Regions from separate parts of the Homo sapiens genome. Here region 1 is linked to region 2. Evidence: read pairs that join two places in POLR2A ChIA-PET (ENCODE). Cell type or tissue: PC-9. All regions are shown on one strand.

The links. ChIA-PET counts read pairs that join two places held together with the same protein. Peaks named below come from ENCODE experiments on the same cell type or tissue, not always from the same donor. Only the 100,000 strongest peaks of a DNase experiment are listed, where the experiment ranks them.
Region 1: POLR2A ChIA-PET joins it to region 2 with 8 read pairs; 2 of 35 experiments call an interaction of 5 or more read pairs at or near these places.

Annotation. Positions count from the first base shown.
Region 1 is chr7:140,799,268-140,803,267 of GRCh38, forward strand. It overlaps BRAF (B-Raf proto-oncogene, serine/threonine kinase), which reads right to left. Exons shown (of 18, transcript NM_004333.6): 6 at 2,145-2,293; 7 at 1,095-1,214. Among named protein-coding and RNA genes, the nearest start is that of NDUFB2-AS1, 100 kb to the left of the region's middle. In PC-9, no CTCF peak of the experiment used is centred here; no DNase peak of the experiment used is centred here.
Region 2 is chr7:140,988,392-140,992,391 of GRCh38, forward strand. All of the region lies in intron 4 of LOC105375536 (a long non-coding RNA gene), which reads left to right. The region is part of intron 1 of LOC107986720 (a long non-coding RNA gene); the gene reads right to left. Among named protein-coding and RNA genes, the nearest start is that of MRPS33, 25 kb to the right of the region's middle. In PC-9, no CTCF peak of the experiment used is centred here; a DNase peak (open chromatin) is centred at 2,390; H3K27ac peaks cover 706 bases.

The sequences.
Region 1 (4,000 bases), 190 kb before region 2:
CTTGAACTTGTCTTCACTGCCTCTCTCAGTTTTCACTACCAACAACATCCTAGGTTGGCCTTCTTCACCCTAAATTTTCTGTCAATCCATCTGTATTTCACTGCTAATTGATTTTTTCTTTAAAGCCATTTTCATCAAGTTAGTAATCTGCTTAAAGACCTTTAAGTCTAAATTCTGGCCTCAATTCCAAGACTCTCCATAATCTGGTTTTACACATGGTAGTTCTTAAGTTAGATAAACCTTTCTTCACTAGCTTCTAAACCTAACATCTTCATTCCCTTTATATCTGTTTATTCCCTTTATATCTGTTGTTTCTCCATTCCCCTTTCACCATGCTTCTATTCCCTAGGCCCGTTCAGATTGTAGTAATTCTTTAAAGTCTAGTTCAAATACCACCTTCTTCATTAAGTTTTCCTGAGCACTCTCTTTTTCCTCACTATTCTTCCTTCTGTAAACATGAATACATTTATGTCCTCATCACATACTTCAATATACTCCATCATAAATTGTAGATTATAATTATATACTATTTTTACATTGTTTGCCATTGTCTCACATATCAATGCTTCTTCATAAGTGGAAGTCATATACTTCTATACCTAATAAAAGATGAACTCAAGGTGTAGACTCAAAATGATCTGTTGCATGATTTTTTCAGGACTGGTTCTGAAATAGTCTATGTCAGCTTTAATCCCACTTATTTGTACCAAATGCAAGTAAATATCTGACTGGTGTGATAAAATAAGTTATTTGGGGAAAAGATCCTTAATTTAAGCATTTAAATGTTGGAAATGTTTCTAATTAACCAGGAGATCCAAAAGAAAGCAGTTCAAGAAGCATGTCACTGAAGAGCAGAAGTCAAATCATACCCAATATTGATTTTTTCAGGACTGATTCTGAAATAGTCTATGTCAGCTTTAATCCCATTTATTTGTATCAAATGCATGTAAATATCTGAGTGGTATGATAAGTTATTTGGGGAAAAAGTCCTTAATTTAACAATTTAAACATTGGAAAGGTTTCTAATTAACCAGGAGATCCAAAAGAAAGCGGTTCAAGTAGCATGTCGCCCAAGAGCAGAAGTCAAACCATACCCAATAGAGTCCGAGGCGGGTGCGGAAGGGGATGATCCAGATGTTAGGGCAGTCTCTGCTAAGGACGCCTCTTCCTGTGGTATTGGGTGGTGTTCAAAGAACTTGGAGACAAACAGCAAACTGTGAGGCAAAACAAAACAAACCTAACTTGTGCAAAACCCAGAAGCTTCATATACCAAAATACATAGTTAACCAAAAAAACTGAGATCAAATTCCATTCTCAGAAACAACTGTTAAAATTCAATTAGTTGTATTTTTGTCTAAAGGCTTATTTTAAAAAAAATTGTATTGCACTTTCAAAGGCATGCTTATAACTTAAAACTAATCATTCAGTTCAGCAAATTTCTACATACTACAAGATGAAAATCATGCTTTATGGTTAAAGAATGAGAATAAAAAGTATCTACTGTAAATTAGGTGACATTATAATTTACTTAAAGTACAGAGTTAAGTTTTATTTGCTCAGGTGATCAAGAAAAGTAAGACTTTAACAGCAGCAGCACCAATGACACAAAAAGAGATAATAGACTCAGTCTAATCTATTAGAAAAACTGGCATACAGCAAAGAGAAATTTTAGAAAGAGATATATACTGGATACAAAAATTTTACATCTTACTCAAATAAATTGGGGGAAGGGAGCTGAATGGGGATGAAGGAGAGAGAGGAAGAATATAAACGTAATTTACAAAATAGCTAACAGAATCAGACTACCTGATCTGTGGTACAAAATCATAATGCTTAATTTAATTGAAACAACTCTCCCTCTCCTCCTAGAAACTATCCAAAAATGGTTTCTATGGGTTAGGGGTCTTGATTAATTAAACGATAATATAAAATATAAATTAACTGTATAGCTGAACCAGCATTACAATTTGGGAGAGAAATACTGTCCATTCCACATATTATTCTCTAACTACACTTAAAAAAAATTCTCTATAACAATCGTATGGAAGAAAAACCCTCACAGACTTTTAGACATCGTAGCTTCACATTAAGAAAATTTAAGTGTAAAATGGTAGGTAGAAAAGAGATATTTTTGGATTACTTACTCAAGTTGGTCATAATTAACACACATCAGTGGAACTTCTGTACTACAACGCTGGTGAAATTTATAACCACATGTTTGACAGCGGAAACCCTGGAAAAGCAGCTTTCGACAAAAGTCACAAAATGCTAAGGTGAAAAACGTTTTTCGTACCTGCAAAGTAAAAAATCACAGAGATTTCAAAAACTCACAAGAAAACTTTCTAGAAACTGACGTATCTACTCTCTTGTTTAAAATAACAAAGTTGTAATATATTTATATCATGAAACTCACATACTAAAGTACTATTATAAAATGAAAACCGGGGGTTCAAGATAATAGATGGACTACACATATTTATTTCCCACCCCACTATCTAACTTAAAAACCCAGAAGTTAAAAAATGAGAAATGAGTAAAAGGCTGGCAACTGATTTCAAGCTTGACAACATAAAAGTAAAAGTAGACATGAAAAGGAGGAGGAAACAGAGGTGAAAGGAAGAAGCCTATACTTTAATTATCATACAAAGAAGGGAGGTTAAGAAATGCCGACTGGTGTTGACGGAACAAGAAAGGCATATATTAAAGTTACAAAGGCACCCAATAGAAGAACCAAAAAACTACTAATAAAAATATTGGGGGAGAGGAGGGAGAGGAAGAACTATAAATGAGCTAATTCCTTATACAATCAGTAATCAGTATATGATATCTAAAGTTAATAAAGCAAGAAATTGTGGCTAAAAGATAATTGCAGTCATGTGTCACATAATGACACTTCAGTTAATCATGGACTTCATACCACAGTGGTCCCATAAGATTATAAAGGAGTTGAATAATTCCTATTGCCTAGTGATACCTTGAAGATCCTGACCTTGTGTAGACCTAGGCTAATGTGTATGTTTGTGTCTTTTTTTTTTTTTTTTTTTTTTTGAGACAGAGTCTGGCTCTGTCGCCCAGGCTGGAGTGCTGTGGCACGATCTCGGCTCACTGCAACCTCCACCTCCTGGTTCAAGTGATTCTCCTGCTTCAGCCTCCCGAGCAGCTGGGACCACAGGCACATGCCACTAGGCCTGGCTAATTTTCCTATTTTTTATTAGAGGAAGGGTTTCACCATGTTGACCAGGCTGGTCTTGAACTCCTGACCTCAGGTGATGCGTCTGCCTAGGCCTCCTCAAGTGCTGGGATTACAAACATGAGCCACCGTGTGCAGCTTGTGTCTTCATTTTTAACAGAAAAGTTTAAAAAGTAAAAAAGAAAAATTAAAAATTTTTAAAATAGAAGTTTATAGAATAAGCACATAAAATATTTTTGTATAGCTATATAATGTTTTTAAACTTTTGAAACTGTTATTTCAAGAGTCAAAAAGTTAAAAAAAATTAAACCTTAGTTTAATGTAAATTTTTTACTTTATAAACTTTTTAAAAAGAAAAATTTTAAAACTGTACTGTAGCCTAAGTGTACAATGTTTATCATAAAAGTCTACAGTAACAAATAGTAATGTCCTACGCCTTCACATTCACTCACCACTCACTCACCAGAGCAATTTCCAGTCCTAAAAGCTCTGTTCATATTAGGTATCCTACACAGGTAGACCATTTTTGATCTTTTATACTGTATTTTTACTGTACCTTTTCTACGTTTAGATACACAAACTTGCCACTGTGTTAAGGTTACCTACAGCATTCAGTTCAGTAACATTCCGTGCAGGTTATTAGCTTAGAAGCAATAGGCTCTACCATATAGCCTAGTTGTATAGTTAGGCTATACCATGTAGGCTTGTGTAAGCACATAACAAAATCACCATTGATGCATTTCTCAGAACATATCCCAGTCATCAGGCAATGTGTAACTGTATTTAGTAAGATGAAAATAATCACCAAAA
Region 2 (4,000 bases):
ACTCCTGACCTCAGGTGTTCTGCCCGCCTTGGCCTCCCAAAGTGCTGGGATTACAGGCGTGAGCCACCATGCCTGGCCCGCTGCTTGATTTGTAAAATGCTATATTACTGACATTTTCCCATGTCAGTACATATACATATACCTCTGTTTTTTTATATATAACTAATGTAGTTCTATAATATCTAGGGTATGGATGTAGTATGACTCATATACTAATTTTCCCATTGATGAACATGTAGATTGCTTTCTTTTTCTATAAAAAACTGCAACTAATGGCCAGACACTGTGGCTCACACCTGTAATCCCAGCACTTTGGGAGGCCAAGGCGGGCAGATCATGAGGTCAAGAGATTGAGAGCATCCTGGTCAACATGGTGAAACCCTGTCTCTACTAAAAATACAAAAATTAGCTGGACCTGGTGGTGTGGGCCTGTAGTCCCAGCCACTTGGGAGGCTGAGGCAGGAGAATCACTTGAACCAACAAGACGGAGGTTGCAGTGAACTGAGATCACGCCACTTCACTCCAGCCTGGTGACAGAGTGAGACTCTGTCTCAAAAAAACAAAAAACAAAAAACTGCAACTGACATTTTTGTGCATTTGCCTCTATTTTCTGTGGTATAGATGTGGAATTCCTCAGTCAAAGGGTATTCATATTTAACCTATTGATAAATATTGCAAGGACTATTGCACTGTAGAAAGCACAAAGTGCAGCTAAATAGCTTCTCTTAATGACCACTGGGAGAAGCATATGTTAGCAACAAGTGTGAATAATGCTAAGTCAAATTTGTGGGTCATTTGGATGAGTCTTATGGTCCATGAGCTGCTTACAGCTGTGCATTGCTTGCTGGTCACCACAGAGCAGTGACAATCAGCCATGTGTGCATTGCTATCAGCACAGAGAAGGGAGAGTTGCCCTTGTATATTACTTGCAAACTATGTGTTATCTCATGCAGGCTGGTACATGATTACAGTCTCCCAAGAGTTAATTGTTAACTGGAGGGGTTATGCTAACTCTGTTAAGTGCCCATTATTACCTACATGTTTTCTGTTGTGTTTATTTTAAGAATGCAGACAGCTATTAATTATTGCGACAGTTGGATCACTATTTAACTTCTACTTTACTTTCTTCTCCTTACTATTTTCTCATCTTTTAGTCACAATTGATGTAGTAATATCAGTTATATATCTGTAAGAAAATATCAGAGGTACTGAGAAAGGCTTACTATAAATGAATAAATATAATAGTTTATTTTATTATTCCACCCACAATCCCTCCTAAAAATATCTGTTTTATCCAGTAGTCTGGCTTTTCATCTGCAATGAATATGTCATGTTTTGTGAAAGGGGTGTATGTGTGAGGGAAAGGGGGCAGAAATAGTTATCCCAATCCAATGTATACTCAGAGATTGTTTCCAGGCCAACAGAAGTGCTTTTGAATTATTGCTGTAAATTAGCATATTAAAAATAGAATAGTTTTTAAAATATAGCAGGTTAAAATCTTTAGGCAGCATAAGGTTTATTATTATGTGACTTTAAAACAATGGAAGGAAAGATGAAAAGATAGTTTTCAAGTAATATGTATTGAGTTTCTCTTCCAAGTCTTGGGCCGGGTGCTAAAGAACACAGATGAACAAGGACATCAATGTTCTTTGTCCTTGAATAACACACTTTTGTGGGACACAGACAAATGAGCACGTAGTTATGATATGAAGGCTGTGTAATATTGACATATACTGGATGTAGGTGTAAAATATCAAGGGAGCAGAGAAGAAGAAATAATTAGTTTTGACTGAGGGTATCAGAAAAATTTCAATGGATATATGATCTTTGGGGTGGCCCTTGAAGGATGAGTAGGAGCTCTAGGTTGGTAAGACATAATGGAAGACATTTCAGGCAAAGAGAATAATGAATTGCACGAGTGAAGGCAGAAAGGCTTTTGGATTCCTTATACACCTGTGACCTCTAAGAACTCTGAAAGTTAATGCAAATCCTAGGCCAGTGCTTCTCACACTTTCTGTGTATACAAACCATCTGGAGCACAGTAATATTCAGGTTCTGATTCAGAAGGCCTGGAGCGAGCCTGTCATTCTGCATTTCTAACAAGATCCCAGGGGCCTGGGGACCACACTTTGAGCAGAAAGGCTCTAAGCACTGTAAACTGTTGTGTGTTTCAGCCAGGCCTGCTACTTGGTGTAGCCTAGAAACAAGATGGAGATCACACATTTGTCTTTTGCCACGAGAAAATTTATAGCAAGTATCTAAAGGCCCTCTTTTTGAGACTGTGATATTTCAGAAACAGATTCTGCATTGTACCTGCACCAGCCCAGGTATAAATAGAGTGACTCATCCTGGAGGCCACTTGTCCAGATGACATGGGAGCAAGCACTACAGGAAAGGTGAGGGAAAGGTCCTGGCAGGCCAGGCTAGTTCCTGTGCATCCAGGGCAATGGTGAAATCCTTAGTGTGAGGGGACTGTGGCAGGAGGTGGGAAGAAAGCCAGACACGTAGTATTTTCACAAGATTTAAATTGGTTGGGGCTCCTTCAGAATAATAATAATAATTAGAAAAACATAACACCAATCACCCCTTTGAGTTTTTTTTGATGATGCTTTCTCAGGTATTTAATTTTTAGTGAGAAAATAGCTACATCACTTGGAATGGTTTGTTTTAAATTCAAAACTTTTTTTTCCTTAAAAAAACCATTTAAAAAATCATAGAAATAGGCACTTGTCCTTTGCAGAACACTTGACAAAAAACAAAAAACAAAACAAAACAAAAAACCCACAACATTTTGGGGTGGTCATAGTTCAGTAGATGATTTGGACTCATTTCCTCTTCTTTCTATTGTCCATACATCACCCAGTTGCCTACCCTCCTTGGGGTGTTGGCGCCAGTGAGGGTTTGGTAATATGGCAAACTGTTATCTGCAGTTGGAGAAGAGCTGGGGGGGCCCGCTTGTTGTGCTAGAGACAAATTGTGATCTCAAAATGAGGTCACTGAGCTTTTCTTCACTTTCATCTTCCCTGATATTTATGCTGATTGTGAAATGGAATAGGAGACTTCTTAAGATTAATGAAGGAGGGGGAGAGATTAGGTGATTATTTTTCACAAGAAAGATCATTGTGGACATGCCTTCTTTTCCCTAATAAAATTTACAACCTATACAGATAGCTTGAAGCAGACCACATGGCTACAATTTAGCACCCAGGGATTGGAATGGGCTTACTACCTCTATCCCAAAACATCCCCACATAAAGACTGTTGCAGAAACAAGAGATCATGCTAGATCATATTAGAGGGATAAACAATTATCAACACCAAGGACTCACGAAGGATAAATTAAGACAGATGTCTGAGCTTGTTGGAGAGAATGATAAAACCAGAGGCTGAAGGAGACTAGGTGATGAGGACACCACAATGCAAAGTCAATGCATCTTTGATATATTCCCAAGCACAAAGTAAGAGCCCAGGTCATCTGGATGCCTGCATCTTGGGGCTTAGTAAATAAGCAGCTTGGAACCAGAGTTTATCTCTTTCAATTTTGCTTCCACCAGAATTCCTAAAAGGGATTCTCATGTTTTAGAGGCATATTTAACACCTGGAAGAGCTTGTTGGGAATGCAGATTCCTGGGCTGCAGCCCAGCCTGCTGACTCAGAGAAGCCCCTGATGATTCTCAGTAGGTGGATTGAGCCCATCCTGCGAGCATAATTGCCTTAGTGAATTCACACTAATTGACAAGGCACTTGAGGAAAACAAAAACAAAAAAACAACAACAACAAAAAATGTAGGTCTCGTGACACTAGGAAAGAAAGTCATGTTTTTACCCCTGCTGGTCTCCCACCACAAGCTACGGGCAAAGAAGGGAAGAGATCCAAAGCAGAGAAAACACAAAATAGACAAACCTCAATTTTTACATCATAGGGGTATTTTTAAAAGGCTGTGTATAATCAAATTTGTGTCAGTTAATCTTTACTTTCCCTTAAGTCTAACTCAATGTAT